Linked DNA regions of Homo sapiens: regions 1 and 2 are each linked to region 3. Evidence: read pairs that join two places in POLR2A ChIA-PET (ENCODE). Cell type or tissue: Caco-2. All regions are shown on one strand. Each heading gives the region's core, and the rest is flanking DNA. Links, peaks and the distances in the headings are about the cores only.

Region 1 (10,124 bases), core at 1,973-6,972, 320 kb before region 3:
TTCTAGCCTGGGCGACAGAGCAAGACTCCGTCTCAAAAACAAACAAACAAACAAAAAACTGAGACAGCCCGATGCCTCGACCCTGTCCCTTACAACCACCACGAGAGTCTTCAGTGCCAACCCTTCTCCACTCTCTTTGAGTACATCCTCCCTCTTTACTTTCCTCCTGTCCTGAGGATAGATTTTCAGTATCAGAGGCCACCAGCCTGCTTTCTTTCTTTCCTTTTTTCTTTTTTCTTTTGAGACGGAGTCTTGCTCTGTTGCCCAGGATGGATGGAGTGCAGTGGCGCGATCTCCGCTCACTGCAAGCTCCGCCTCCCAGGTTCACACCATTCTCCTGCTTCAGCCTCCCGAGTAGCTGGGACTACAGGTGCCCGCCACCACGCCCGGCTAATTTTTTGTATTTTTAGTAGAGAGGGGGTTTCACTGTGTTAACCGGGATGGTCTTGATCTTCTGACCTCTTGATCTGCCCACCTTGGCCTCCCAAAGTGCTGGGATTACAGACGTGAGCCACTGCACCCAGCCCACCAGACTGCTTTCTTTCCCCAAACCGAATCTCCAGACCACACAGCTCAGATTTATTTGAGCTGTGGCTTAAAGCTGATACGTCTTTCCAACTGGATTCTTACCTACAAACTTCTGGGGTGTGGAACGCTTGCGTTTGGTGAGGCTATTGGCCAGACGATCGATGAAAGTTGGCCGCTCAGAGGATGAGTGCAGCATGGAGTCTGGCACCATCTCCAGGTCACGTATTTCGTCACCTAGTGGGAAGAAGGTGGAGACAGTAGTAGCAGTTGAGTAGGGGTAGCATTGGCCCCACAGCCTTTGCCTGGAGAAAACCAGCAGGTCAGTAGCCAAGGAAGGACATACCAGTTGCCTGGGAAACTGGGCTCTGTTTACCCTACCTAAAGCTCACTCCAATAAAATTTCAGATCATTTGGGGACAATCATACACATCTGGCCCTTGGTTTTATACTTCTTGTGTTCTCTCTCTCCCATTAGGCCAAGGATATAGACCCAAACTTCCCCTACCTGTCGATCTCCCTAAAGCACCCACCACAGACAAGGCTCTCCACCAACTGGGTTACCTAGAATGGGGTGTTTGGCAGATTTACTGGGGTAATCATCCCCTGTTCCACAGACTTCATCCCTCAGTGTGGGAGATACTGGAGTCACCCTTGTCTAGCACTCCCTCTCACCATCCCCTTTTAACTCCCCAGTAGTACATCAATAGCCCTACCTGGTTGGCCAGCCAAAGCTTGGGCTTCAGTGCTGAGACTCTGTAGGTAGTTATGGCACCGCTCCTTGTGCTCCTCCAGGGTACTCTGCTGTTTGTAGCTCCGGCCACAGTAGTTACACTTGTAGGGCTTGCCCACTGTGGGAGAGGAGACTGTGGAGGAGAGTGGAAAGATGGCATCAGAGCTATTTCTCGCTGTGCCCTGGCTCTGCAGATTCAGCCAAGAGCAAGTATACACTGGCATGGGAAGGAAAGGATGTTGCTAAATTGAGTTCTTCTACTTGTCTTTCATTTCCCAACTTCAACTGCAACCGCGGACAGATGAACAATATTTGATGATGAAGGATAATGTGCAGTTATGGGGGCAAGGGAATCCTAGGGCATGTGGCTTCAGACTGGTGGTGGGTTTGTTCAAGATGGCCAAATTGTTGCTTAAAGGAAGTGAGGACCCAGGGACTTTGTAGAGGATCATCCCTAGCAGACAGGCAGGCCCCACTGCAGGATCTCAGAGTCTGGGGCCCAGACTGTGGTTTAACCTTTCCATTTGGCAGGCGGATGTAAGTGCTGTTTATCAGACAAGGGGATTTTTTGCTTTTTATGAACTATCTGCTTTGGTTTGGGGGAAACTGGTGGGCTGGCATGACAGAAATGAGAGCCCTTAGATCTGCCAATGTGGGGAGGGGGCAGTTTTCATTGACCTTTACTTGTATTTTGACCTCCAGCCCTAGCCTGGTTTACTGATTATTTTGTCTCTCTGTCTCTCTACGCTGAGATACCAAGAGAGGTCTAGAAAGCCCATCACTGATAGAGTAATTCTGAAAAGAGAAAAAGAATAAAAGAACAGAGAAGAAAATAAAGAAGAGTAAAAAAAAGAGAACACCAAATTTGGGTTTGTTTGTTTATGTGCTTGTAATAAGGAACAGGTTATAAAGGTCTTGTTTCTACCGAAGAAAGAAAATTGGAAAACAGAGTGGTACTTCATTTAAAGATAACTCTTAAGAGATATTTGTGAGAGGAGAGAAAAAAGTGGAGAGAAACAACGTATTGTATATTTGATGTATCTTGCTGCTATTGAGCAGGGAGACAGGAGAAGGTATCTCTAGGAAGCTGGTAATTACTATTCACCCCTAACCTTGCCATGCCAAAGCTGGGCCTTGACTAAATCAATCTACTGGATTTTACTCAGGCTCTGTAAACTCTTGTATTTTAGGGATGAAATGAACACCATGGTCCCTATCCACCCAAAGACCCTTGGGGAAACAGTTTAACATCTGGGAGAGGAATGATCCTCCAACCGCTTTCTTTTTTTTCAAATTTTAATTGATAATTGATACATAATAATTATACATGTTTATGAGATACATATGATATTTTCATACATGTATACGACATGTAATGATCAAGTTGGGGTAACTGGCATATCTGTCACCTCAAACATTTATCTTTTTTTCTTCTTTTTTTTGGAGACAGAGTCTTACTCTGTTGCCTAGGCTGGAGTGCAGTGGCACGATCTCGGCTCACTGCAACCTCTACCTCCTGGGTTCAAGCGATTCTCCTGCCTCAGCCTCCCAGTAGCTGGGACTACAGGCGCCCACCACCATGCCCAGCTAATTTTTTGTATTTTTAGTAGAGACGGGTTTCACCATGTTAGCCAGGATGGTCTCAATCTCCTGACCTCATGATCTGTCTGCCTCAGCCTCCCAAAGGCTAGGATGACAGGCGTGAGCCACCATGCCCAGCAAACATTTATCATTTCTTTGTATTGGGAACATTCAAAATAATCTCTTCTAGCGATTTTGAAATATACAATAAATTATTGTTAACTACAGTCATTCTACTATGCTGTGGAACACTACAACTTATGCCTCCCATCTAACTGTAATCTTGTACCCATTAACCAGCCTCTCGCTATCCACCTACTCCCAACCCTTCTCAGTCAGCCTCTGGTAACCACTGTTCTACTCTCTACTTTTTTTTTTTTTTTGAGACGGAGTTTCACCCTTGTTGCCCAGGCTGGAGTGCAATGGCGCGATCTTGGCTTACTGCAACCTCTGCCTCCTGGGCTCAAGGAATTCTCCTGTCTCAGCCTCCCGAGTAGCAGGGATTACAGGCATGCGCCACCACGCCTGGCTAATTTTGTATTTTTAGTAGAAACAGGGTTTCTCCATGTTGGTCAGGCTGGTCTTGAACTCCTGACCTCAGGTGATCTGCCCGCCTTGGCCTCCCAAAGTGCTGGGATTACAGGCGTGAGCCACCGTGCCTGGCTTTTTTTTTTTTTTCCCCAAGATGGGGTCTCACTCTGTCACCCAGACTGGAGTGCAATGACATGATCACAGGACACTGAAGTCTTGACCTCCCAGGTTCAAGTGATCCTCCCTGTCTCAGCCTCCTGAGTAGCTGGGACTACAGGTGTGTGCCACCACACCTAGTTTTTGTTTTTGTTTTTGTTTTTGTTTTTGTAGTAGAGACGAAGTCTCACTATGTTGCTCTGGCTGGTCTCAAACTCCTGGGCTCAAGCGATCCACCCGCCTTGGCTTCCCAAACTGCTGGGATGATAGACGTGAGCCACTGCACCCAACCTACTCCGTGCTTCTATGAGATCAACTTTTTTAGCTCCCACATGAGTGAGAACATGCATCCAGTCTCTTTTTTCTTATAATAGGGGTTGCAACAGAAAGCACTTCACAGAGATGGGACCTGACAGTATATCTGTGTCTGCTTCTGTTGTTAATAATCTACAGATCAACATCCAAAATCTACCCAGTTCACCTCACTGTGTAGTTGGTAAGAATTCTAGGGGCCAAGCCATCCTTGTTCCAAACCAGCAGGGGGAGCAGCCCCTTTTCTGAGGAAAAGGAGTATGTATTTCTGGCACTGGACCTTGATGGGGTTCCAGCTAGGCTGAAGAATAGCTATGTGACCCGCAACTCATTTTTCCCCCCAACAGCTTCATTTTCCTTGTCAACAAAATGGGGATAATCACATCTACCTTGGAATTGTTATGAGGATCACATGGAGAAACACAAGTGAAATGCTCTGTAGATATAAAGCATGTATCAACGATGATCTTTCTCCCTGTTTCTCCACATACATAGAGATAAAGAGGTCCCAATTACAAGGTGGGAGAACCTGGAACAAGGTAAGTGGATGGAGAAAGTAGAGGGTGATGAAATGATTGCTCTGTCCCTTTAAATCCTGGCTCAGGAGAGTTTAAGAAGAGAAAAATAGCCAGGAAAGTTTCCAAGGACAGACCCTACTAATTCTTTCCCCCTTCCTTTCTTCCTGCCTTTTCCCAATCTTGAGCTCCCTCCTTCCTGCCAGCTCAGCTCCTGGCCTCTTCCCAAGTCCAAGCCAAAAGCCTAAAGCTTAGTAAAATGCCTAAAAAGTGCTATCTGTCCAGCTGATTCAGACAGATACTGATTCAAACAGTCTTGACTGGGCTAGAAAACCTTGTTAATCCAGTTTCCCAGCACTGTTCCAAACATTGATCTCTAGGTACCCTCTGGACTTTCTCTTGCCTCTGGGAAGGTGACAACCTCTTGGGATAGGGAACAGAAATAGGATACTCTTTTCCTATTTGGAAGTCCTAGGCTCCCTTTTTTGCAATTTGAGAGGGCTATGGATATTTCCAGGAGCCAGAAGGAAGTAAAGGAGAGGACAGACTGGTTGCTCAAGACCTCTGGTGGTGTGGGAGGAAGGAGGGTGAAGATGATGACAGGTGTGGGGCCTGAGGCAGATGGGAGTGAGAGGAGGGATTTCCCAGGGGCTTAGATGTTGGGGGTAATAGGGCATGGATTGTGGCATCAACAATCTAAAATATAAAAGTCAGGAAAGCCCAGGCACAGTGGCTGACACCACGCCTGTAATCCCAGTACTTCAGGAGGCTGAGGTGGGCCGATTGCTTGAGATCAAGAGTTCAAGACAAGCCTGGGCAGCATAGGGAGATCCTGTCTCTACAAAAAAATAGAAAAATTAGCTGGGTGTGGCAGTATCCTTCCAGCTACTCAGGAAGCTGAGGTGGGAGGATGGCTTGAGCTCAGGAGATCAAGACTGCAGGGAGCCAAAATTGCACCACTACACTCCAGCCTGGGCAACAGTGTGAGACACCGTCTTGAAAAAACAAAAAACAAACAAAAGTCAGGGAAGGGTGACTTTTTTTTTTTTTTTTTTTTTTTTTTTTTGAGACTGAGTGTCGCTCAGTCGCCCAGGCTAGAGTGCAATGGCGCGATCTCAGCTCACTGCAAGCTCCGCCTCCCGGGTTCACGCCATTCTCCAGCCTCAGCCTCCCAAGTAGCTGGGACTACAGGTGCCTGCCACCATGCCCGGCTAATTTTTTTTTTTTTTGTATTTTTAGTAGAGACAGGGTTTCACCATTTTGGCCAGGATGGTCTCGATCTCCTGACCTCGTGATCCGCCCATCTTGGCCTCCCAAAGTGCTGGGATTACAGGCGTGAGCCACCGCGCCAGGCCAAGGGTGACCGTTAACAGCCAAGAACATTGCTCCTATTCCTTTTGCTCCAAGTAGATGGATTTTACATCCATATGGTGGATGTAAAATACCCCATCAAGGTGTCTCCCAAATTTCCCATGAAGCCTTGCTGCCCAGAGGATGGGTGAGAGAGGCAGGGGGCCCTATCTGCTCTGTAAATGCTCCCCCCTCCTCAATGACAGACACTGGAACTCCCCAAATACAAGAGAAGTCACTGAGCTCTACATACTGGGTGTGTTGGAGCCTCATTCCCTCCTCCCACTGGACAGACACTGACCTGAGTGTGTGCGGAGGTGACCAGTGAGTGCATCACGCCGGCGGCAGGCATAGTTGCAGAAGGGACATTTAAAGGGCTTCTCCCCAGAGTGCAGCTTGATGTGGCGCAGCAGGTTCCCCTTCTGGGTGAAGGAGGCACCACACTGGTTGCAATGGAAGGGCCTTTCACCTGCAAGTGAAAGAACAAATCCCAGAGGACTGCATGTGAGGAACTTTGAAGGTTGAACCTATCACCCACCCTCTGCCCTACCTTGCCCAAGGGAAGGTGCTCTGAACACATTGCTGACGGGCAGAAGTGCAATGCACACAAACCCTGATTTATGAAGATCCCTTGGGGATCCCTGGGGTCTTACCCTGGGGAAGGTGTGGATTAGAGGTGTGTGGCAGGGAGAGGGGCCTGGAACACGAGGCCAAAAGACTGTTACCAAAAACTGAGCCCCACAGGGCCCACTCTGCCCTAGGAGCCCAAGGCCCAAGGAAGCTGAGAAGAGAAGGCTTTTGTTTTCTGTTTTGTTGTTGTTGTTGTTGTTGTTGTTTTTTAATTATTAGATGGGAGGGCCCAAAGAATACCCAGGAGTCTTACCCCTATTGGACCATTGGCTCATTCTTGAGTCTACACTTTCCCCTCCCTCATATACTGAGAAAAATATCACCTTTTCTTTATAACAGCGGTTGAGGAGAGTGCCAGGAAACTAAAGGTATTGAGGGGAATTCAAATTCTGTACCCACCCCCACCCTGCCTCGTTTTGTCAGCTGGAAAATGTGCTGGGTGAGACCCTTCCCTTTCTGAGGCTACCCACTCCCTGCATGACCTCCTCCAGCCCCATACCTGCTGTTGTCCCAGCACTGCCCCTGCCTCTCAACCCCACCCTGGGAGCTCCTCCCAGAGCCCCTCTGGCTTACTTACCAGTGTGACTGCGCTTGTGCACCATGAGCACGTTGGGTCCAATACAGACCATGCCGCAGACGTCACACTTGAGCTTGCCATTGGGCAGCCGGATGCCCCCAGGGGAGTGAGGCTCTGGCCCACTCCCATCACAGTAGCCCAGGGGCTCAGACAATGAATCTTCCACAATCACGCTGTCGTCCTTTTCCAGGAGCCGCTCATCTGGCCCCAGCAGTCTGCTTGACTCCTCATCGCTGTACATCTCCACCTTGATGGAGTTGGCTGAGGGGTGGGATGGTGTTTAGAATAGAGAGAGGCAAAGGGGGAAGCTGCTCCCAGGCCAGAATGGCACTCTTTTTTTTTTTTTTTTTTTGAGATGGAATTTCGCTCTTGTTGCCCAGGCTGGAGTGCAGTGGCACGAATTTGGCTCGACGCAACCTCCACCTCCCAGATTCAAGTGATTCTCCTGCCTCAGCCTCCTGAGTAGCTGGGATTACAGGCATGTACCATCACACCCAGCTAATTTGGTATTTTTAGAACAGACAGGGTTTCTCCATGTTGGTCAGGATGGTCTCGAACTTCCAACCTCAGGTGATCTGCCTGCCTTGGCCTCCCAAAGTGCTGGGATTACAGGTGTGAGCCACTGCGCCTGGCCCAGAATGGCACTCTTAAAGTTTAAGAGGGTGTCTTTAGGCCCTGAGACATTCAAGCCTTAAATGGAACTAACACCCTAGTATCCCTGCTGCTGATATCAGAATCCTACTGGAACCTGAGACAACCTTTTCTCCCACCCACCAGGCAAATAGGCTTCAAGAGAAAAAAGTTGGGCCGGGTGTGGTGGCTCACGCCTGTAATCCCAGCAATTTGGGAGGCCAAGGCGGGTGGATTCTTTTGAGGTCAGGAGTTTGAGACCAGCCTGGCCAACATGGTGAAACCCTGTCTTTACTAAAAATACAAAAATTAGCTGGGCATGGTGGTGTACGCCTGTAATCCCAGCTACTTCGGAGGCTGAGGCAGGAGAATCGCTTGAACTTGGGAGGCGGAGGTTGCAGTGAGCTGAGATCACGCCACTGCAGTCCAGCCTGGGCGACAGAGCAAGACTCCATCTCAAAAAGAAAAAAGTTGGGGGTACATAGGATGTCTTCTGTCGCTGAGGAGAGGAGGCGACTAAGGGGAGCTTTTTTCTCTACTCTCTTGTCATGAAGAAAGATGTCTGGCTTGGCCCTGGGCAGGAAGCCAGCAAGTTAACAGTGGCGGGAAAACAGATCTAGGAAGACTGAAGGGGGACAACAGGCCAAAGAGAGCAAACCTGGAAGACAGACATGCTTACAGTTCCCTCCCACCTCATTAGATTGAATCCCTCTACCCCCTCCACCTCCATAAAACTCTGAGGCAGGGCAGGAGGGGTAAAGGAAGGAGGAACCATTGAGGAGAAGGCTTTGGCTCTAGCTCCGACCTACATTCCTGGCTACTCCAACCATTTAGAGAATGTCACAGATCTAGGGCCAGCTGGGGAGAGGCAGTCATGGGGACCCTGTCTGGGTAGGAGAATGAGCTGTGGGGAGATGGGGAGGTCCTTCTACTCTCTATTTCCTATCTAACTCCATCTGATGACCATTTCTATCTACCTGCTTCTCTAATTCCATAATTTCTCTTTGAAACTTTTACCTTAATCCCACCCATACCTCTTTTAATTCCACCCTAGTCTGCCAGTGACTGACTATTCACTCTCCTTTCAGAAGCCAGAAAAACCCTAGACACTGGGCTCCTCATTGCTCTTAGAGACTAAGCAGGAGACCAGCAGGAGGTGACGATGGGGAAATGGTTGCCAGTGGAAGGTGAATTGAAGGCCAAATGCAACAGGGGGTGCCTACTGCCAGGAGGTGGTAGGAGGTTACACTTACCACTGAGTGAGCGGCTAGGAGAAGAGTGCTGGCTGTTGGGGGTGCTCACCGAGGGCCCCACTGGGGCCCCGAGGAACTCCTTCTCCAGAGATGAGTCCCCGCTACCTTGGAGGAGAGAACAAGAGGGCAGGTAAAGCTGGAGCTGGAGATATCTACTGTCCATTGCCTAATCTTTTAAAAAAATTCAGTTAAATTTCACAAACATTTCCTTCATAGCCATGTACAAAGCAGTGTTGTATGCTGGGCACCATACCTTGTGCCCCCGCCAGTCTGGATGCCTGGTGCTGCCTTCTGTGAGCTCAGTGGCTGGGCCTTGCCTACCCTACCTTTATCTAGGCCTGAGGGCAAGAGCATCACTGCCTGACGTCCACAGGAAGCAGGGCTGAGGCTGGGTGCGCCAGGGCGGAGAGGAAAATGGGGGCTGCAGAAGGGACAGATGTTCAGGACAGACATTCTTCCCTACTGTTCCTCTCTGGAGCCCCCAGCCGGTTCAGGATCTGCAGGAAAGGTAACTGGAATTGTCCTTGAATCTAATGATAATATTAGTAATCATCATAGCAGCTAATAATATTAATTGAGTACTTACTATGTGCCAGGCTTTATTCTGTGCACTTGAAATGAATAATTTCATTTAATCCTCACAACAACTATATGAAGTAGGTGCTAATATCATGATTTTTTCAGATGAGGCAACTGAGGTACAAAAGAGGTTATGTTAGTTGTCTAAGGTTACATAGCTGCTAGTGTGGAACTGGGATCATAGACAGTAAGCGTCCATGTCCTTAACCAGCACCTACACAGCCAATTGGTGGTCACAATCTTAGTAGGGAAGAATTGGGCCTCTTAGACTTTCTAAATTCAGCAAAAATTTGATTACTCTAGAAAGTCTCCTACTGATCTGATTCCAATCACGTGTTTACTATTTGATATTCATTGACAGTTAAGTGATCAACTTATTCTCAGTATATTTGTTTTAATTTTCTGATAAATTGCTTTGTAAAAATGCTTTTTGAGGCTTTCATAATGTTTTTCAAAATCAGATAACATACCTAAAGGAAGATATGAATGTCTTTTTTAAAAAAATCCCTCCTCCCCACAATCTTCTACACAAATATATAGGTGAAATAAAAATACATGTAGATAAACACACACAGAGACACAACACATATGTAGATACATATAAAGAGAACATACCTATTGGGATAAACATACTGGTAGCCTTCTACATTATCTGCTAACATGAACATGCATGGATGTGTGCACACAGGCCTAAATATGGAAGAGAGAAAGAGAAAGCAAGGGAGAGTGCAAGAAAGAGAGAGGAAGCCTAA
Region 2 (11,101 bases), core at 3,882-8,881, 140 kb before region 3:
AATCCCCTATCAAGCCCTTTTGCCAACAAAAAAGGAACCAAACGTGGGTTTTCCATGCCCATGACAGTTCCCAACGTCAAGACAGATCTGTTTCCTGGTGTCACAGGGTGAGGACAAGAGGGCAAAGTGCTTACCCACATCCTACCTCCCTTAGGAAAAGCAGTTTGGTTTTCTTGAAAGAAAAGCCTGCCATTCCTAGAAGCAGCAAAAAACCCCTGTGCTACCTTCATTTCCCTATCATCCCAGATGCTGAGAGAACACTGACATTTCTCATTTCTCTAGTCTCCTCCTTGTCCCAGGGGCTATAATTCATCCCTTCATGCAACAGGCGCTGTGCTGGGGAATAAGACCACCAGTAGAAGGCACCAGGCTGGGGGTGGTGGCTCACGCCTGTAATCCCCGCACTTTGGGAGGCCGAGGAAGGTGGATCACCTGAGGTCGGGAGTTTGAGACCAGCCTGGCTAACACGGTGAAACCCCATTTCTAGCGAAAATACAAAAATTAGCTGGGCATGGTGGCACGTGCCTGTAATCCCAGCTACTCGGGAGGCCAAGGCAGGAGAATCACTTCAACCCGGGAGGTGGAGGTTGCAGTGAGCTGAGATCATGCCATAGCACTCCAGCCTGGGTGACAGAGTGAGACTCTGTCTCACCAAAAAAAAAAAAAAAAAAAAAAAAAAGGAAAGAAAAGAAAAGAAAAGCCTCCAGCCATTTCCAGGGGAGTCCTGTGGGACAGCACCTTTTTCTGAGAAATGGAGAAGGGGAGCAGATGTTGGTCTCCCTCACACTTTGGCAGAAACTGAAGAACTTCTGGATTTGGGTCTGACGTCCTCTCAACTGAGCTGATGCAGGCCAGTGCCCGACGCAGTGTGTGTGCAAGCTGCAGTGGTGGGTGGGTGGGAATGCCAGGAAGTGTTCATATGGGGGTTGAGGAAGTTTGGAGCATCATGGGAACAGAATGTGCTGGCCCTGTCCCTGAGCCATCCCCAAGCCCCTCCCACTTCCCTGGTCACTAACCAATTCCAGCTGTGCACAGTCCTGACCATCACTTCCCATACGGCTTCTAGGAACTTATGAGTAATTAAAAAAGTGTGTGTGTATGTCTGTGTTTGTGGGTATGTAGGGGAGTCCTCCTAAAAACAGAGGTTTCCAGGGTAACAGCTTAAAAATTCAACCCCACTCTGCCAAAGAAAGCTCCCTATGTCCTGACTCCCTGAGGGGGAAACAGGTCAGAGGCTAACACCACCAACTCCCACATTTATCCAGGTCAAGGGCAAAGTCGGGGCCAGCCCTAACTTGGTTACAGCTCATGTTTTTCTCACCTCCAGTTTCCAGTTTCAGGCTCCAGACTTGCCCTTCTACCTGCCCTCCAGGATTCCCCTTTCTTCTTTCCCCAGCTTCCCTGCCCACTGCCTCCACAGGGTAAGGGTGGCTGTCAGAGGGGGTGGGCGATAGCTTTGAGATTAGCTTCTGCTGGGCTTAGAAATCTCTACAAACTTTTGCCTTCCACCCATAACCCCATGGCCCCTGATCATTAGAAAATACTCTCAGAGGTCTACTCTACTCCCACTTGCTATAGTTTAAAATATTGTCATTAAAAATATTTCTGTAAAACTCTTTTGCCACAATTTGTGGACAGAGAGGGAAACCAACTTGCAGGAAGGGAGCAAGCAAGACAAAGAACCCATTTTTTTCTCTCAGATCAAGTTCTCTTTTTGGGGCAGGCAAGCCACATGTCCTAACCCTTCGCACACACGTCCACATCTCCCCCAGTGAGAGATGACAAATTTAGAGATGACAAAAAAGAGCTGGGTCAGCCCGGCTCAGGGGGTAGGAGCTGGTGGAGGGGGTGGTCATGATGCTGTGCTGGCAACAATTAGTCATCCAATCCTTGCACATGTGCCCAGCCTGCAGCTCCAGACTCTAGGGGCTTTTGTTTGGGTGCCTGTGGGAACTCTGGGAGACTGAAGAGTGCTGAGCAAAGATGGCAGCTTTAGAGCCTGCTCCAGGCTCTGCTGCATCCTAGCTATGTGACCTGAAGCAACTTATTAGAGACTCAGTTTCTCTTTCTGTAAAAAGATGATAATACTGGCCAGGTGCGGTGGCTCACGCCTGTAATCCCAGCACTTTGGGAGGCCAAGGGAGGTGGATCACTTGAGCTCAGGAGTTTGAGACCAGCCTGGCCAACACAGCAAAATCCCATCTCTACTAAAAGTACAAAAATTAGCTGGGTGTGGTGGCACGCGCCTGTAATCCCAGCTATTCGGGTGGCTGAGGCAGGAGAATTGCTTGAACCCGGGAGGCAGAGGTTGCAGTGAGCCGAGATTGCGCCACTGCACTCCAGCCTGGGCTACAGAGTGAGATTCAGTCTCAGAAAAGGAGTAAAAAAGATGATAATACTGGCTGAAGGGTTGTTGTTAAAATTTAAATGAAGTTATCTATTTGGCAGCTTTTACTTTTGATTTATTCTCTCTCTCCTGGCTCCTAAGTTGCTAGAATATAGTTCCACCCCCAGGCCTTCTGAGGCCGGAGTTAGTACCCACCCTCACCTTATGATAACTGCCATCTCTCTCCCTAACACACTAAATATATATATATATATATACACACACATATATATACACACACACACTTTTTTTTTCTGGTTAGGCACAGTGGCTCACACGTATAATCACAGCATTTTGGGAGGCCGAGGTGGGCCGATCACTTGAGCCCAAGACCAGCCTGAGCACCATAGGAAACCCGCCTCCCCCACCCCCCACACTCTCTACAAAAAATACAAAAATTAGCTGGGCTGGGTGGTGTGTGCCTGTAGCCCCAGTTATGCAGGAGGCTGAGGTGGGAGGATTGCTTGAGCCCAGAAGGCGAAGGTTGCAGCGAGCCAGGATTATTGTGCCACTGTTTTCCAGCCTGGGAGACCCAAAAAAAAATTTTTTTTTCTTTTTTTCCTTACATGAGGTTTCTAAGGGGAGGGAGTAATTTGCTATAACATTCATTTTACTTTACTCCTGTCCCTTGCATCCTCCTTGTCTGTCTCTTCCCCACCCCTCCCCTCACCTCTCCTCCATTATCCTCTCTGGCTCCCAAAGCTTTCTCCTCCCTCCCAGACAGTCTCTAGGGGCTGAGGCCAGGCAGGCGGAGCTGGGTGAGCTCAGTTCCACAGACAGTTTCAAAGAAATGCATCAAAATGTTACTAGTGGTTCTCTTTTGGGTAGAATTTACTAGTGGTTTTCATTTTCTTCCTTGTTTGTTTTGGTATTTTCTAATACCAAATATTATAATGAATGATGAATAACTTATTCAGGAAAAAAACACAAAACATTAATTTTAAAAATCGTAATTAATTTTCAATTGGCGCATGTTCTGTTCTCAAAAGGAGAAAGACTGGAAAGGGGGTAGAAAGAGAGGAGGAAGAGCCCCGCAGGGGACTAAGCAGGAACTTGTCCCCAAACTCCATCATTTCCTGGGTGCATCAGCCTTGGTGATGGGCCCTGTCACTCATCGCTCAGAGGCTTTCTGTCCTTCCTTGCCTGTCACTGGTCACTTGAGACTTAGTCACCCAATGGTTACCAGTTGGGTGGTGGATGGGCCAGACGGACCAGCATCATTGAGGGCAGCAATATGGATCAGGAGCATCCCCCACCTTGATCCTGGGCTGTGAGGTGTTCCCTTGTGGCCTCCCAGCCCTTCTGAGAACATAAAAGTTCAGTTACCTTTTCCCCCATTCCTATGTCTACTTCACTGTGCTTTTGAACAATATGAAAATGTTGTATGATGTGTAACTGATGGTGGAGCCTTCAGGGGTCCTAGTTACTTAAAGAACAAAGCTCTAAGTGTCAGTGTGGTGTACGGAAAGAGCATGAGTTATAGAGTCAGCAGAGGGATTTAAATAAGGTCAGGCCAGTTGGGAGTTCCATGTTCTTGGTCAAATTTCCCTTTCTGAGTATCTATTTCCTCCTACAAAAAGTGGCCGGAATAATTTTCCCCTCACCAGATGGCTGTGAGAACTATAGGAGGTAATATATAAAGCATGTAATACATAGTAGCTTTTTATTTATTTATTTATTTATTTTTTTTTTGTGGGGGGACAGAGTCTCGCTCTGTCGCCCAGGATGGAGTGCAGTGGTGCGATCTCAGCTCACTGCAACCTCTGTCTCCCGGATTCAAGCGATTCTCCTGCCTCAGCCTCCTGAGTAGCTGGGATTACAGGCGCGTGCCACCACGCCTGGCTAATTTTTGTATTTTTAGTAGAGACGGGGTTTCACCATGTTGGTCAGGCTGGTCTCAAACTCTTGACCTCAGGTGATCCACCCACCTCGGCCTCCGAAAGTGCTGGGATTACAAGTGTGAGTCACCATGCCCGGACTTTAATTCCTTTAATTTTTTATTTCCATAGGTTTTTGGGGAACAGGTGGTATTTGGTTACATAAATTCTTTAGTGTTTAGTGGTGATTTGTGAGATTTTGGTTCACCCATCACCCAATAATAGGTATTTTTATTTTAATTAATTAACTAATTAACTAATTTTGAGACAGAGTCTCATTCTGTCACCAGGCTGGAGTACAGTGGCGCGATCTCAGCTCACTGCAATCTCCGCCTCCCCAGTTCAAGCAATTCTCCTGCCTCAGTCTCCCGAGTAGCTGGGATTACAGGCGCATGCCATCACGCCTGGCTAATTTTTGTATTTTTAGTAGAGACAAGATTTTGCTATGTTGGCCAGGCTAGTCTCAAACTCCTGACCTCATGGTCCGCCCACCTCAGCCTCCGAAAGTGCTGGGATTACAGACGTGAGCCACTGCTCCCGTCCGGTATTTTTAAATGTAAGTTTTTCTTCTTTTCCTTGCATAGCATTTAAGGCCCTCTCCAAATTCTGTCTCCCAACCACTTTCCCACCCTGGTCATTCTTTGACAGTGATTTATTAAGCACAGCCTCGAAAGCATGGAGGTGGCCTGGGGTAGGCACTCGGGCTTCAGTGGTGAATGAAGCAGTCGTGACCCTTCTGACTTACTGAGTACAGCAGTCTCTCAGCTCTGCACTTTTACTCAAGACCTGCACTGTCTGTCTCTCAGTATCCTTTTACCCTATCAATTCTTTTTTTTTTTGAGATGGAGTTTTTGCTCTGTTGCCCAGGCTGGAGTGCAATGGTGTGATCTCAGCTCACTGCAACCTCTGCCTCCTGGGTTCACGTGATTCTCCTGCCTCAGCCTGCCGAGTAGCTGGGATTACAGGCGCCCGCCACCATACCTGGCTAATTTTTGTATTTTTAGTAGAAACAAGGTTTCACCATGTTGGTCAGGCTGGTTTCGAACTCTTGATCTCAAGTGATTCACCCACCTCAGCCTTTCAAAGTGCTAGGATTACAGGAGCGAGCCACCATGCCTGGCCTTACCCCATCAATTCTTAGCTGGCCTTCAAAGCCCATCTCAAAGCCTGACTTCTCAGCAAACCTCCCCCCAGCCCCAAGCCCCTTAGGGTGAATCACCTCTGGCCTGGCACGCTGGCTCCCCTCTTCCCAGGTGTCTGGATCTGCCTCACTGGATCCGTAAGCTCCCTGAGGGTAGGCTCTGGGCCCTTTACTTATTTGTGCCCTTGTTAAGTCCCACCTACACCCACATATTCCAGGCTCATTAGATTCTTGAAATAATGACTTTTTATTAAAGCAGACATAAGTAGGTTGCAGGAGCATCTATATTCCCAACTTGGTCTTGGGTACAAAGAAACTGAGACTTCACGCTTGACTCCTTCACCTGAAACCCAAGCTACCTCAGCTGTTTCCTACCTCTCAGCTTATTCTAGGGAGACTCAAAGGTAGGGGCGGAGTGATTTGCTGGCCCAGGGTCCCTGAGGCACATTGATGTCTAATTCCAGGGGATGTCCATGATCCCTATCTCTAGTCTCTCCAGAGATTCTGGTTCTCGTCCTGCCTGGATGCTCACCCTAGGGCAGTATGAAGTTTTTCCATCTCCAGCAGAGGACTCTGAGGGAAGCGATTGGGAACTCTCTTTGGCTTCCGCTCTCTGGTAGGGCAAGGGTTAATGGTGAATTGCAACATATCTCTTGGCTGAGTCACCTCCCTCTGCCTCTCCCCCAAATTCCCCTCAGCTGTTATAAAGAGGACTAGAGGCTGGAGAGTAAAAAGAACTGGGGGTAAGAGCCCCTCTGCCTAGCACTGCTCCCCCAAGGCTCCCAGAAATCTCAGGTCAGAGGCACGGACAGCCTCTGGAGCTCTCGTCTGGTGGGACCATGAACTGCCAGCAGCTGTGGCTGGGCTTCCTACTCCCCATGACAGTCTCAGGCCGGGTCCTGGGGCTTGCAGAGGTGGCGCCTGTGGTAAGTCCCCCAAGAAAGAGACCTGGGCCAGCGGAGGGACAGGGGTTACTGCTCCACAGCCCCATCGAAGCCTCCCTCCTGACCTTCAGCCTGCCTGCCTTTCCCTTGCTCTCTCTGCCCCATGGTCTACCCTGCCCATCTCCCGCTGCTTCCCCTTGTTCCACCTGAGCCCCTTCTCTAAGGTGCTTCTCCATTAGTGCTTCCATATCAGGTCCCTCCTCTCCTGATGGATCTGTTAGGTCACTTAGAAGCTTTACTCTGAGACTAACCCCCTTTTAACCTGCTTACCTCCACTCCCATCATAGGACTACCTGTCACAATATGGGTACCTACAGAAGCCTCTAGAAGGATCTAATAACTTCAAGCCAGAAGATATCACCGAGGCTCTGAGGTGAGAAGCTATGAGGTGTATGCCTTTAGGGCTAAGGTCTCAAGGTCTTCTTCCTTCTCATCCCTTCCTCTCCCCAGGCCCACCTCCTCCTGACCCTAAACCATGCCAGGGATTTAGAGATGGGTGGCGATCATTATTATGGTGGTGGGGCATGGGGTGAGATGGGGATTCACAGATGAGGAATACAGGCATTGGATCTTCCTAGGCCATAAGCATTCCTTTGGAGTCTCTACCCACATCATATCTCAAATACTAATATTTAGTTATAGTCCACATAAAGTGTAATGATATGTAAAACTGAGTTGAGTTGTTGACATGCTATTACCTTTTGTGGGCCTTCAATTTGGTACTTATTTATTTCTATTTTATAGTTTTATATGTTGATGTAATGGATTATTTTTCTTTCTGCTCTCAGATATGTTCAGGTCCCTTGAAAAGCCCCTAGGCCCTATGACAGTCCATAGATGGATGAAATTGCTCCAGGGCAAGCTGGGCTGGGACGGGTATCCATTCAGGAAGGGAGAAGGCTGAAGGAGGACAGGCTGTCAGGTGGGAGCACTAGTGGAAAGCTCTCCAGAGCAGGGGAGCCAGACACCTCCACAGAGTAGGAGAAGGTTAGAAATTGCAGTAGAGGGGCTGGGCATGGTGGCTCACGCCTGTAATCCCAGCACTTTGGGAGATCCAGGCAGGGGGATTGCTTGAGCCCAGAAGTTTGACAGCAACCTGGGCAACATAATGAGACCCCATCTCTACCAAAAAAGAAAGAAAGGAAGAAAGAAAGAGAGAAGAAAAAGAAAGGAAGGAAGGAAGGAAGGAAGGAAGGAAGGAAGGAAGGAAGGAAGATTGCAGTAGAGGAGGAAGGCTACACCTGAGGGCAAACTTACTCAAATAAAAGACACTGAAAATGGGGAGATGAAGCTGGAGTATCTCCATTTCTGCAGAACAGAAGAGAAAGTCCCAGTTATGAGGACTGGAGGCTGGAGTAACCCTGTCAGCTTCAGGGATTCTGTGCTATTCTTGGCCATGAACTTGGGCAGCAGGAAGTCAAAGAGCAATCATCTCCCAGTCATTTCAGATTTTCCTGTCCTGGTAGACCCATCCCTCTCCCTCCTTCAGAGCTTTTCAGGAAGCATCTGAACTTCCAGTCTCAGGTCAGCTGGATGATGCCACAAGGGCCCGCATGAGGCAGCCTCGTTGTGGCCTAGAGGATCCCTTCAACCAGAAGACCCTTAAATACCTGTTGCTGGGTGAGAACAGAGCCTGGAAAAGAGAGGGAGAGGAGGGGGTGATGTGGTTCTGGCGTGTGGGTGGCATTAGGACAGTCTGGACCAGCTCAGTGTTGAATAGATAATCACCTGGTGATTACCTGGTTGTCACCTGTCTTGGGGGTTGAGTGCCTAAACCCAGAGGAGCTCTCTGGGGTTGGCAGAAGGATCTGTATTTCTAATCTGTTTTCTGGTCATTAACTAGGCCGCTGGAGAAAGAAGCACCTGACTTTCCGCATCTTGAACCTGCCCTCCACCCTTCCACCCCACACAGCCCGGGCAGCCCTGCGTCAAGCCTTCCAGGACTGGAGCAATGTGGCTCCCTTGACCTTCCAAGAGGTGCAGGCTGGTGCGGCTGACATCCGCCTCTCCTTCCATGGCCGCCAAAGCTCGTACTGTTCCAATACTTTTGATGGGCCTGGTAGGCAACAGTTCTCAGTTCCCACCTCATAGACCTCTGAGATTACCTCTGTCTCCTTGAACCAGTGACTCTAGAACCTTGATGTTTGGGCTGCTCTTTATCCCACCTGCACCATACGCTCTCTAATTACCTCCTAACGGGAGCACGGGCGCAGTTGGTCATCTACATGGAGCCTCCTGTTTGAAACTTCCTCCCTCCCTCCCTTCCTTCTCTCCTTCTCTCTCCTTCCCTCCCTCCCTTCCTTCTCTCCCTCCCTCCCTTCCTTCTCTCCTTCTCTCTCTCCCTCCCTCCCTCCCTTCCTTCCTTCTCTCCCTCCCTCCCTCCCTCCCTTCTTTCCTTCCTCTCTCTTGCTTGCTTGACAGTCTCACTCTGTTGCCCAGACTGGAGTACAGTGACACAATCATGGCTCACTGCAGCCTCAACCTCCCAGGCTCAAGTGATCCTCCCGCCTCAGCCTCCCAGGTAGAGACTACAGGCAAACACTACCACACCTGGCTAATTTTTGTAGAGATGAAGTTTTGCTATGTTGCCCAGGCTGGTCTTAAACTCCTGTACTCAAGCAATCCTCCTGCCTTGGCCTCTGAAAGTGTTGGGATTACAGGTGTGAGCCATCACCCCTGGCTGCCTATGCTTCTTTTTCTCCCTTAAGTTCCCCTGTTCAAGGCATACCTTAGAGGTATGGGCCAGAGAGGACTGGGTCAGAGAGCAGGGAGTGGCTGGGAAGGTAAGGGACAGTGATGGGCATTCCTGAGAGAACTGGGTGATGACAGGGGAATCTGAAAGGGGAGAAAGAAGCATCCAAGAGACAGTGAACATAGCTGGGGGAATTTTAAAGGTATGCATTAATTAGAGTTTATAATAGGCAGGGTGTGCTCTAGCCTAGCGGGCTCTGACCTCCTTCCTGTTCACCTTTGCCTTTGTCCAGGGAGAGTCCTGGCCCATGCCGACATCCCAGAGCTGGGCAGTGTGCACTTCGACGAAGACGAGTTCTGGACTGAGGGGACCTACCGTGGGGTGAACCTGCGCATCATTGCAGCCCATGAAGTGGGCCATGCTCTGGGGCTTGGGCACTCCCGATATTCCCAGGCCCTCATGGCCCCAGTCTACGAGGGCTACCGGCCCCACTTTAAGCTGCACCCAGATGATGTGGCAGGGATCCAGGCTCTCTATGGTCAGTCCCTCCCCCTAGTGAGGGGGAGGGTCAGTCTGACTCCCACGTCAAGGCTTGAAGAGACAGGTCTAGCCTCCATGTAGGGATATAGCTTAGTGTCTTTCTTCTCCTCCAGCCCAGTTACTCAGGCTTCTTCATTTTCAGGAGCAGTTTTTCTCAGACTCTTCTATGTCTAATCTTCCTTCCAGGCCTCTCTCCTTACACCCATGCTTGGGGATGGAGAATGCACCTTCTTTTTTTTTTTTTTTTTTTTTGAGATAGAGCCTCACTCTGTCACCCAGGCTGGAGTGCAATGGCATGATCTTGGCTCACTGCAACCTCCGCCTCCCGGGTTCAAGCCATTCTCCTGCCTCAGCCTCCCAAGTAGCTGGGATTACAGGCACACGCAACCACGCCCAGCTAATTGTTTTTGTATTTTAGTAGAGATGGGGTTTCACCATGTTGCCCAGGCTGGTCTTAAATTCCTGAGCTCAGGCAATCCACCCGCCTCAGCCTCCCAAAGTCCTAGGATTATAGGCGTGAGCCACCACACCCGGCAAGAATGCACATTTTAACAATCCTCCTTCTCCCTTTCTGGTGTCTCTCAAACCTAGAACGTGTCTCCCGCTGATATCAACATAATATTGCCTACCACAAATGAAAACGCTCTAGGATTCCCTTTTCCCCTCTGTATGGGGACTCTGAGCAAAACTTACAGGAGACTGGTGTGGAGGACAGGTGCTGTGAGTTCTCTCCCTAAGCAGCATTACTTTACCTTATAGGCAAGAAGAGTCCAGTGATAAGGGATGAGGAAGAAGAAGAGACAGAGCTGCCCACTGTGCCCCCAGTGCCCACAGAACCCAGTCCCATGCCAGACCCTTGCAGTAGTGAACTGGATGCCATGATGCTGGGTGAGGCCCCTCCCCTCCAGGCTGTTGGCAGGCGGTGGGGGCAGCCTGCTGATCCTGAGGCCTGGACAAATGGGAGTGACATGGGACTTCAGCATGAGCAATGGAGGTTAGACCCCAGGCATTAATGACCATGGAAGGAGACATGTGACATGGGGAGGGAGAGTTCGGAGCCAAATTAAAGGTGGCTTAGGCAGGCACTTACCAAGGCTGCCACGCTCTAAGGGCCACTAGAACACATCTGGAAATGCAGCAAGATGGAGAAAACTATATTACCCAGATTGCCTGTTAGAGAGGGTGCACCTGGTTGGAAGGACAACTAGGAAGCCACTTGGAGGGGAGGGTGAGGTTCCTAAGGAGGAATAGCTATCTGCAGGGCTTTTGTTTTGTTGAGTGGACCAAAGCTGAAACGCTCTGAGCAACAAAGCATTCTGAGTCCTCTTTGTCTGCCTTTAATTTTCTCTTTGAATTAAAGTTGAATGAATTTTTGAAGAATCAGCCTGCAGGGAGAGGGCAAATTGTTAGTCAGCCTGAGATACCCCCAAGTTTCTGTCTACTTGACCTCTGTCTTTTTGACTTGTTGACACACCATTACGCTCAGGGCCCCGTGGGAAGACCTATGCTTTCAAGGGGGAC
Region 3 (11,101 bases), core at 3,627-8,626:
TCTTGTATAGATTTGGATAATCACCACCACAATCAAGATACAAAACCCATCACCACAAAGGAACCCCCTTGTGCTATTCCTTTATGTTTGTCCCCACCCCCCTCCATCCTTGTCCCCTGGCAGCCAGTAATCTGGTCTTCATTTCTATAGTTTTGTCATTTTGAGAATGGTATGCGAGTGGAATAATACAGTTTCAGCATTTTTTGTTTGGAGACAGGGTCTCACTCTATCACCCAGGCTGGAGTGCAGTGGCAAGATCATGGCTCACTGCAGCCTTCACCTCCTGGGCTCAAGTGACACTCCCGCCTAGCCTCCTGAGTAGCTGGGACCACAGATTTGGCTAACTTTTCTATTTTTTGTAGAGATGGGGGTCTCCCTATGTTGCCCAGGCTGGTCTCCAACTCCTGGGCTCAAGTGATCCTCCTGCCTTGGCCTCTCAAAGTGCTGGGATTGCAGGCATGAGCCACTGTGCCCAGCTCAGCATTAATTTTTAATTTAACTAATTCCTAAGCTCTTGACTGAAATACAAGAAGTTCTCTAACAGTTTATTTATTTTAATATTGAGCTTACCGCATTCTCTGGATCCTTCTAGTTTCTTTTTTTTTTCTTTTTTTCTGATGTGGAGTCTCTGTCACCCAGGCTGGAGTGCAGTGGTGCCATCTCAGCTCACTGCAACCTCCGTCTCCTGGGTTTAAGTGATTCTTGTGCCTCAGTCTCTGGAGTAGCTGGGATTACAGGTACCCGCCACCACACCCGGCTAATTTTTGTATTTTTAGTAGAGACAGGGTTTCACCGTGTTGGTCCGGCTGGTCTTGAACTTCTGATCTCAGGTGATCCGCCTGCTTCGGCCTCCCAAAGTGCTGGGATTATAGGCGTGAGCCACCGCGCCCGGCCCCGTCTAGTTTCTTAATTTCCCTCTTCACCTACGATATTATCTTCCACTCCAACATTCTGGTCTCATTTCTCCTTGAGAGAAATCTACATGTCTAAATTTACTAGGCTGGTCTAGCACGCTCTTGTGTGTTCCCCTCCCTCCTTTGCCCCTCTATTTATAGCCAGGCTAATTTTGGGTGGCCTCTCTCTCTCTTCTTTCCTGATCTTTCCTCCTGTGGTGGTGAGGTGACTTCTCAAATATTTGGAGAGAGGAGGTCAGAAGCAGATTCTTGGCATCTGATTTCAGCCCTGGATCACAGAAGCCAGTGGAGTGGGAATGGAGACAGGCAGAAGCTGCAGGTGCAGATAGGAGGCAGCTTGGGCTCTAAAGGCATTTTGAGCTGGGTCGGGGGCGGGGGGACCTGGGCAGGGAGTCAGTAGTCCCAGTTCTGTCCTAATTTTGCAATTCTGCATTCCCATGTCAGCTCTTCTCTACTGTCTGGGGCTCTGAGATATTAAAAAGGATGGGGAGGGCATGGTGAAAGTAGAATCCTGGTGCCAGCCCTGCTGACAGCATATGTATTTCCTTATAGTACCTGTTTAGAGATGTGTTAGTGCTCTGGAGGGGATAGCCACAGGTGTAGTATTGGAAAACAGAGGGCCAGACTTCCAAATGTCTGTTAACTTATCCAAGGCAAAGACTGTCCCAGGGCAGCAGAGTAAGAACCCACTTTTTTTTTGTTTTCAAAGAAGTATAATCCTGAACAATGAAGTAGGAAAGACAGAACACAGGAAGAGGAAGGAGGTAGGACACTTATTGGAACTTTTAAGAAAGGGAAAGAGAAGAAAGAATCGTAAGAATATGATAGTGTTTGAAGGGCAGAGACAACACTAGAAACATTGAGAAATACTCTGAGAAAGATTCCAAGTGTGGCAGAGACAAGAATGATGACAAAATAGAATTTGGGATGAGACAAAATCAGATAGTGAGAGAGAGAAGGGAAGATGGACAGATGTATATTCACAAGACCAACACCAGTAAGCAAGGGGAGTAGGAAGGGGAAGTGGGAGCATTCGAGGTTCCCATTATGCCAAATTATTTCCTGTCTCTCCTTCTGGCCCCATTTCTGTATCGGAGTTATAAATAGCAGAGAGTTGGAAAGTGTCCCCCCACCCCCTTGCCTCTGTCCCAGCCTGAGGGAAAGGGAGAGGAAGAGGGACAGGCCAATGGGTCCCTGTGGAGATCCCATCTCAGCCCCACCCAGGTCCTGCTGAGCCAGTCCAGGACTCTGCCCCCTCCCATCCCCTTTCATGGATAGGAAATGTGCAGTCCTGGGACGGGTCTGGTAGCTGGGGACACCCTTTACATCCCTCTGCCTCTTGGGTCCAGTCTCTTTCATCTTTGCCTTCTTTGACACCCACTCCCCTCCCCACTGCTTAATTTCCTCTTCCTGTAATCATCCCCAGTCGTTTTCTTTTCTCCCTTCATTCCATCCCTTGTCAATTAATCTCTTGCCCTTCTTTCTTCCTCTCTATTCCTTTCCTTTTTCCATTTCTCCATTTGCTCCCCGTATCTCCCGAGTTTCTCTCTCTCTTCTTGCCTCTTTTTCTCTGTTCCCTTGAATCCTGACGATGTGGCTAGCACTGCTGTGGTCATTGCCGGGCTGGGGGCGGGGGATGGGATAGGATGGGGGAGGGCAGCGGTCTGATCCCAACAGCAGAAAGAGTGCTCTATGTGACCATGGGGGAACAGGGAGCACTAAGATGCCACGCTGCACCCAGGCCCAGGACGGCTCCCCTTTCATTTCCTCTCTATCTGCACATCTCTCTTCCCAGGTTGTCTTTTAGCGTCTTCCCAACTTCTCATCTCTTACCCTCCTTCCTCTGTTTCAGCCCCTCTCTTTCTATCTGTACTTCTCTCCCTCCGCATTCCAAGGCGCCGCCTCCACCACTCCCGGGGTGGGGATGGGGTTGGGGGAGAAGGGGAGGAGAGCGCCGCGCAGGGGCGGAGCCGGAGACGGTGCTGGGCTTGGGGGGCGTGGTGGTGGGGGGTCAGCAAGGCTAGTTTCCATCCCAGCCACCAGCCTGGGCATCCCCTTGGAGACGGGCTTGGGTCTCCACCTGCCGCGGGAGCGAGGGGCGGGGCCGGAGGCGGGGCCTGAGTGGCGTCCCCGGGAGAGGAGGCGGGAGCCGGAGTGGGCGCCGGAGCTGCGGCTGCTGTAGTTGTCCTAGCCGGTGCTGGGGCGGCGGGGTGGCGGAGCGGCGGGCGGGCGGGAGGGCTGGCGGGGCGAACGTCTGGGAGACGTCTGAAAGACCAACGAGACTTTGGAGACCAGAGACGCGCCTGGGGGGACCTGGGGCTTGGGGCGTGCGAGATTTCCCTTGCATTCGCTGGGAGCTCGCGCAGGGATCGTCCCATGGCCGGGGCTCGGAGCCGCGACCCTTGGGGGGCCTCCGGGATTTGCTACCTTTTTGGCTCCCTGCTCGTCGAACTGCTCTTCTCACGGGCTGTCGCCTTCAATCTGGACGTGATGGGTGCCTTGCGCAAGGAGGGCGAGCCAGGCAGCCTCTTCGGCTTCTCTGTGGCCCTGCACCGGCAGTTGCAGCCCCGACCCCAGAGCTGGTGAGTCACCGCACCCGCCCAGAGTCGCCATGCCCGAGCCACAGATCGTCCCCCTCCCCACTCTGTGGGCCTCCTCATTTCTCTGTTTTCTAGCCCCACCAAGACCTAGACTGCCCACAGACATCCCACATCCCAACCTGGAGCCTTGCCTCATCTGGCTTGCGTCTGAAGCTGCACTTCCCGGCCCTGAGACCAGTATTTTGCTTTAGGGATGAGTTGGAAAGCAAGGTTCTTGTCTTGGCAGCGAACCATCTCCTTCTTCTGGGCCTTTCCCCCAACTTGCATCCTTGATCCAGCCCCAGGGCCTCTGGCTCCCCTGCTTCTTCCAAGGGCTGAATTCCCCAAGGGAGGGAGACTGTCTGTCTCTGCTTAGAATGGGAGGAGATGGAAAGGACATAGAAGTTGAGGGTGCCATGAGAGGGATGCATGCAGGGCAGACTCCAGAAATAACTTCCTGCTAGAGCATTGCCATGGATGGAATGAGGGCAGCAGGGCACTGGAAGGCCAGGAGAGAGCTTCCACTTCTGTGGCTTAAGACCACGGGAAGATTGGGAGAGGATCTGCAGGTCTGCCAACCTGCAGTAGGTGGCTTGGTGATAGAGAGTGGCAGCAAACTGAACCCTCAAAGTACTAGTAGCAGTAGTAGTAGCCGCAGCAGCTGTAGCAGTGAGAGAGATCCAGGAAGGATGCTGGCCAGGCTGCTCCCCTTCCTCCTCCTTAGCAAATTTCCAACTCCAGGAATCTCAGCAGCTGGGAAGGGCCAGGAGGAGTAAGGGGTGGAGGACAATTCTAATTTTTTCTAATCAGTTCAGGACCCATGGGAGATGGATATACTTTTGTGAGGGGCCTGTGACTGGTCATGTTGCCTGTATCCTTGGCTCTTGCTACATGTCTGATTGTAAAAAGGGAGGCCAGAGGTGAAGAAAGCTTCTCACCTGCTCCTGCTAGGGGGCTTTTCTCTCTTCAACCAGTGCCTAAGCCACATTAAGTATCCATTACTGGGATCAATGCTGTCCACTGGGACTGTCTTCTGCCTCTACTGTCGGTCTGGGGGCAGGGGGCAGGGACAAGAGCTCATTTCTCCTCACTTGCTTGGGGAGTGGGGGCCTAGCTCTAATCTTTCTTCTTCCATTATCCCTATCATCTGGTAGCAGGGTCGGTGGTCCCCAAAACTTTGGGAGAGATAGAAAGCAACGGACTTCATCTCCTCTTCTGTTTACCATCTGCTTCCTCATTCACCTTTGCTCCCTCCCTCCCTTCCTCCCTCCTTCTCCATCTGTCAGAGTTCGAGGACTGGAGGCCTTTTTAGGACATGCTGAACTCTCTAAGCTATTTCCAGGCAAATTCTAGGTTATTTTTAATAGCTTGGTCTCTTGTCATTTCCCCCTCCTCTCTGAAGGTGGCCCCTGGTTCCGTCTCCCAGAGCCAAGCTGGGGCCTTTCCCAGAGGGCCTGACTGCCTCACCCTGCTTTTGCTCCAGCAGGGGGTGCTCTGCTGCTGGGGGGCGGGGGGTATGTGAGAGGCCAGGCACCTGCTCAGTCCCTAGCTTTTGAGTTGCAGGTGGCCTGCCTTAGCACTCACTGATGAAAAAAACTTCTTGCCTGTTTTGATGTCTTTTAGTCTAGCTCTGGGATGAGACTTTAAGGTCTAACCTTTGCTGTGTGGTTCCAGCCTCATTTACTTCCCTCAACTGTAAAAAGGATATAAACATAGTATTACTACATAGGGTTGTTGTGCAGATTAAGAGTTCTTAATATATATAAAATGCTTAGAATAGTGCATAGCCCGCAGTGAGTGCTGTGAAGTGTTAGTAGTATTGCTATTCTTGTATTGTGATTCACAGAGCGCCTTACAGAGATTCTGGATCCAAAGGCTTGGCTAGAGGGCCTCCCTGGCTGAGCCAGCCTTCCAGGCCAAGCATCCTCCCCAGAGGGCCACCCAGATTGAGAGGGGCCAAAGAGGGGCTGGACTTGGGCTGGGGCCCTGGAGTGTGTGGAGAATCGAGAAGTGCAGTGGTCGTGGGCTACTCCTTTGTCTTCACTTAGCTGAGCTCCCAGGGGGTCCCTCTGCCCCCCAGCTGCCAACACTTTTTTTTTTTTTTTTTTGCTTTTCTCTCTGCAGTGGCTACACTGTGGCTGTCCAGAAGACTGGGGTGGTTAGGGCGTATGGCATGAAGCCAGGAAGGAGTGTGTGTGGCTGGACCAGAGGTGGAGGGACTAGAGAGGATGCTGCTGGGTGCTCTTGTTCCACTAAGGATCGATTGGTCTCTTCTCCACCAAGAGCGGACTGGGCATATCTATGCACTCAGCTTCTTTCTTCCACATGGGCCCCTCCCCTCCTCCCTACTTTTGGCCTCCAGAGGAGATGTGAACATAGAACAAGGATAACTTATCTGGGTGCTTAGCTATGCACTGACCAGCTGTGACACTGGGTATCTCTATGAGTCCACAAAATGTGTGTGTTCAGTAAACACATTCTGACACTCCCTATGGGGCAAGCACAAAGATGAAAAGACAGCCCCGACACTCAGAGAGATGGCCACTTCTATGTTTGGAGGCTGGGGGTACTGCTGACTTGCCTGAAGGTTGCCATTTATTTATGCAGGGCTGTATCACCCCGTTTCCTTTTCTGCCCAGGGTACCCTCATCTCCCCACTCTCTCCTTCCCTTTCTGGGGTGGTCTCAGTGTTCTAGAGACAGGTCAGTCACTGGGTGGAGTGACAAAGTGTTGGAGTTAGGCCCATGTGGATTTGAATTCCAGCATCACTGCTTAATGTCTTTGAGTGAGTTTTCTCATCTGAAAGACAAGAAAAGAATCCTTATCTCATAGGATTGTTCTGATGATTAAATGACATAATGCATGTGACTTGCCTATCCTGGTGCTTGGCACATATGTGGACAGTGATGAATGTTAGTTTCTTATATCCCTGGTGTCTAGCCTCGGATCTGACGTCATAGTAGGTGCTGAATAAATATGATTTCCTTGTCTCACCAGCGCCTGACACAGGGCTTGGCATACAATAGACTCTCAATAAGTAGTTGAATGCCAAATGTGTCTTCTCTTCTCTACTACTCCCTATACCCCTTCTCTGTCTTGACACTGGCTCTGACAAGGGATGGCAGCTGCTAAGAGATGAGGAGGAGTTGTGGGAAGGAAGAATGGCTCTCTGCCCTCCCCCTCCACCCCATCAGAGCTGGCACAGTGCCCCACAGATGCCTGTCTGTAATACTGCCTAACATGGTTTTGGGCCTTGCCCCCCAGGAAGGGAGATGGAGGAGAAGAGTGTGGGAGAGAGGCGTTGAGGTTTGTCCCACTGCCACTTCTGAGTCTCTCCTTCTGCAAAGAGAGGACCCATGGAGCCAGCTGGGTGTCAGTCATCTTACCTCACCCCCGCCTTCACTCTGGCTTGGGGGTTCAGCCCCAGGGGACCCAGGCAGCCTCCATTCCCAGCACTGTGCTCCCCTGGGGAAGACGGCTTGGCTGTGATCATGGAAAATTGTCCTGCCAAGAAAGTTGTAGCTGGGAAAGAGGCTGAGGGGGAGGCAGGAGAGAAGACTGGGTGGGGGTGGAAGGGAAGGAGAAATCATGGACATGGGGAGAAGGAAGGATGGGGAAGGGGATTCAGGATGTCGGGAAGAGAATGGGGTAGCATTGGAGGCAGAAGGAGAAACTTGTCCCTACCTCCATGCCAGCCAGAGTGACTGATGGAATCCTGGGCTGGCACAGCTTCTGGGAGGTGGGGTCTTTGCTGGGTCCCTGATGAGGGGGCAGTGGGTCCGTATCTAGCCTCTTGCCTGGCCTCTGAAGCTGGTCCCTGAGCCACACTCTGATGCCAGTCTGGGGCCCTGTTACTTTTGCTCCCAGCATTCTTGGCATTTCTGGCTGGGTTTCAACTGGACTGGGTTGGGGAGCAGGGCAGAGCTTGGGGATGGGGCCAAGGAGGGGATAGGGAAGGCCTACTCAGGAACAGGTGCTGGGAACAGGCAGTTCTTTCAAACCAGCACTGTTGGCCTGGCTGCTTGGGTTGGCGTGTATGTGTGTGTGTGTGTGTGTGTGTGTATCTACTGTGTATGTTGATCCCTTATCCAGATAGTATGTACATGCAACGTGATGACTGCATGACCAAGCATATTAATTTGTCCTTGCCAGGGTTTGAGAAAACTGACATTTGCCCCTTCTCTTTAGTCCTTGAACACTCTCTTTAGTACTGAGGGGTTGGGCCTGGGCAGCTCTAATGAGATTGGGTCATTCTGACCTCTAACTCCTGTCCCTGTCCCTGCCCCTGCCCCATCTTGCAGGCTGCTGGTGGGTGCTCCCCAGGCCCTGGCTCTTCCTGGGCAGCAGGCGAATCGCACTGGAGGCCTCTTCGCTTGCCCGTTGAGCCTGGAGGAGACTGACTGCTACAGAGTGGACATCGACCAGGGAGGTGTGGCCCTGCATGAACAGAGTGGGGGAAGCGTGTGAGCGGGGAGGAGAGGACTTGGGCTCCTCTTCCCTCCCCTAATTCCCAGTGTCCTGCCTCTAGCTGATATGCAAAAGGAAAGCAAGGAGAACCAGTGGTTGGGAGTCAGTGTTCGGAGCCAGGGGCCTGGGGGCAAGATTGTTGTGAGTATTGCTTCTCATGACTGAATGCACGGATGGGGTGTGTGTGTGTGTGTGTTTATGGTGTGTGCATACGCATAGGTGTGCTTAGAGAACACAAGTTAGGAATATGGTATGATTCCAAGTACATCAGGGAGATATAAAAAGGTGTGAGACATGGTCCTTGTCCTTATAAATGTAAAAATGTCTGTCCATTCATTCATCCATCCATTTGTCAAACTCTTACTGAGAACCTTTTAAGCATCAGGCATTGTGCTAGTTACTACAGGGGAAGGCTCATGCCTGTAATCCCAGCACTTTCGGAGGCCGAGGCAGGTGGATCACCTGAGGTCAGGAGTTCGAGACCAGCCGGACCAACATGGCGAAACCCTGTCTCTCCTAAAAATACAAAAAAATTAGCCGGGCGTGGCCGGGTGCGGTGGCTCACGCTTGTAATCCCAGCACTTTGGGAGGCCGAGGTGGGTGGATCACGAGGTAAGGAGATCGAGACCATGGTGAAACCCCGTCTCTACTAAAAACACAAAAAATTAGCCGGGCGTGGTGGCGGGCGCCTGTAGTCCCAGCTACTCAGAGAGGCTGAGGCAGGAGAATGGCGTGAACCGGAGAGGCGGAGCTTGCAGTGAGCTGAGATCGCGCCACTGCGCTCCAGCCTGGGTGACAGAGCGAGACTCCGTCTCAAAAAAAAAAAAAAATTAGCTAGGTGTGGTGGCAGGCGCCTGTAATCCCAGGTACTCGGGAGGCTGAGGTAGGAGAATCACTTGAACCTGGGTGGAGGAGGTTGCAGTGAGCTGAGATCGCACCATTGTACCCTAGCCTGGGAGACAAGAGCAAAGTTCCGTCTCAAAACCAACCAAACAAACAAACGAAAAAACCAGAGCTCTCTGTTTCTCTCTCTCTCTCTATCTTTCAGTAACACGCATAGATACACAATTACCAATACAGATCACTGTGGGGCAGAATCTGGTTCATGTTAAGTGAGTGGTCTAGTCTCCAGTCTATAAAAGTCCAAAGGAGGAGTAGAGAGAAGACTTCTGCAGAGGGGATGATTTGAGCCAGGCTTTAATAATAGGTAATACCTAGCCTGTGCAACATAGTGGGACCTCATCTTTATAAAAAATAAAAACAAATTAGCCAGTCATGGTGGTGCATGCCTGTAGTCCCAGCTACACAGGAGGCTGAGGTGGGAGGATCACTTGAGCCCTGGAGGTCGAGGCTGCAGTGAGCCATGATTGTGCCACTGCACTCCAGCCTGGGTGACAGAGTGAGACCTTGCTTCAAAAAAAAAAAAAAAGTAATACTTGGAGAGTGAAGCGGACAGGAAGTTCTTTGCAGATGAGATGGTGACACTTACAAAGGTCCAGGGACAGGGCCAAGCTTGGCATTTTGGAGGACTGTGACATGATCAGGGAGACACACATCCTATGTGGTGGCTTAATTGTGTCTTTTGGCTCCAGGCAGAATGTGGAACAAGGAGATCTCCATTTGAGGGCAAGGAAGTGGGTGCAGACAGGTTGCTGGGTTATGCATGGACCTGTGTAACACTGGCAGGGTAATGGTGCTTGAGTGGTGCCGGCATAGGGGTGTGTGTGTATGTGTGCATGTGCATGTGCATGTGAGCACACATGTATCAGTATCTGCCAAATCTCTGCATATGGGCAGCATGCCTCAAGCAGGTCCCTGGCCCACAGAGTGAAATGATCCCCATCCCTTCCTCCCCCAGACCTGTGCACACCGATATGAGGCAAGGCAGCGAGTGGACCAGATCCTGGAGACGCGGGATATGATTGGTCGCTGCTTTGTGCTCAGCCAGGACCTGGCCATCCGGGATGAGTTGGATGGTGGGGAATGGAAGTTCTGTGAGGGACGCCCCCAAGGCCATGAACAATTTGGGTTCTGCCAGCAGGGCACAGCTGCCGCCTTCTCCCCTGATAGCCACTACCTCCTCTTTGGGGCCCCAGGAACCTATAATTGGAAGGGTGAGTCACTCCTCGGGAAGGGGAGAAGGGGACCAAAACCTCCTCTTACCTCAGAGACAGGGTTGGGGATGGCACATGGCCAAGCATGACCACATGTGCACTGCTGTATGGCCCCAGGGCACTGCCATGCCTTCCACCCCATTGAGCTAGTGCACACATGAATGGGGGGTGCCTCCTTTCCCTCGCACGGCCAAGTGTTCCTCAACATGCTGGCATGGGCCCCAAGTGCACGCTGGGCCTGCAGCTGGGGCCTGCATGCTCCAACACACTAGCCCACACCTCATCACTGCCATTCCCGTCTCCGCACGCTGCTGCTGGCTGAGCTGACACTCGGTGAGTGTGATGCCACATCTGGGGGACCCCAGGAAGCCTGGGTTGGGGACAGGGTGGGGAGAGGGCTAGAAAGAAGAGGCAGGGCTTCCCCGTGTGCCTGTCTAACTCAGTGTCCGGCCTGAGGGGTGTTCCTTGCGCCCTGCCCTGGGCACTAACAGGTCTGTCCTTGCAGGCACGGCCAGGGTGGAGCTCTGTGCACAGGGCTCAGCGGACCTGGCACACCTGGACGACGGTCCCTACGAGGCGGGGGGAGAGAAGGAGCAGGACCCCCGCCTCATCCCGGTCCCTGCCAACAGCTACTTTGGTAGGGACCTCTCCCCGGCCCAGAACTGCTCTAACCCTCTGCTCCTCTCTCTTGTCCTCTCTCTCCATGCTCCCATCCTTCTGTCTCTGTTTCTGTCTCTCACCTTGTCTCTCTCTGTCTTTCTGTCTCTGGCTGTGATCTCTCTGGTCTCTTTTTCTCTCTCCACCTCTTCTTCTTCCACCATTTTCTGGCCTTTCTGTGGCTCTGTCTCCCTACTCTGTGGCCCCTACTCTGGATGTCCCCTCCCTGGTGTCTCACCCCACCCCCCACAGGGTTGCTTTTTGTGACCAACATTGATAGCTCAGACCCCGACCAGCTGGTGTATAAAACTTTGGACCCTGCTGACCGGCTCCCAGGACCAGCCGGAGACTTGGCCCTCAATAGCTACTT

Evidence for each region. Peaks named below come from ENCODE experiments on the same cell type or tissue, not always from the same donor. Only the 100,000 strongest peaks of a DNase experiment are listed, where the experiment ranks them.
Region 1: POLR2A ChIA-PET joins it to region 3 with 12 read pairs; 2 of 35 experiments call an interaction of 5 or more read pairs at or near these places.
Region 2: POLR2A ChIA-PET joins it to region 3 with 10 read pairs; 6 of 35 experiments call an interaction of 5 or more read pairs at or near these places.

What each region holds. Positions count from the first base shown.
Region 1 is chr12:56,023,828-56,033,951 of GRCh38, reverse strand. It overlaps IKZF4 (IKAROS family zinc finger 4), which reads right to left. Exons shown (of 8, transcript NM_022465.4): 3 at 8,794-8,898; 4 at 6,911-7,171; 5 at 6,005-6,172; 6 at 1,242-1,391; 7 at 631-762. It overlaps LOC105369781 (a long non-coding RNA gene), which reads left to right and starts at 8,861. Exons shown (of 3, transcript NR_135023.1): 1 at 8,861-8,923. In Caco-2, for the core only: a CTCF peak has its summit at 4,061 (motif pointing right); a DNase peak (open chromatin) is centred at 4,061.
Region 2 is chr12:55,837,973-55,849,073 of GRCh38, reverse strand. It overlaps MMP19 (matrix metallopeptidase 19), which reads left to right and starts at 6,138. Exons shown (of 9, transcript NM_002429.6): 1 at 6,138-6,330; 2 at 6,636-6,721; 3 at 7,838-7,968; 4 at 8,192-8,407; 5 at 9,333-9,578; 6 at 10,340-10,468; 7 at 11,067-11,101. The coding sequence starts at 6,244. In Caco-2, for the core only: no CTCF peak of the experiment used is centred there; a DNase peak (open chromatin) is centred at 6,037.
Region 3 is chr12:55,699,872-55,710,972 of GRCh38, reverse strand. It overlaps ITGA7 (integrin subunit alpha 7), which reads left to right and starts at 3,069. Exons shown (of 25, transcript NM_002206.3): 1 at 3,069-3,496; 2 at 7,795-7,922; 3 at 8,022-8,101; 4 at 9,819-10,074; 5 at 10,984-11,101. The coding sequence starts at 3,291. RefSeq lists a silencer at 2,946-3,155. In Caco-2, for the core only: a CTCF peak has its summit at 4,975 (motif pointing right); a DNase peak (open chromatin) is centred at 5,912; H3K4me3 peaks cover 972 bases.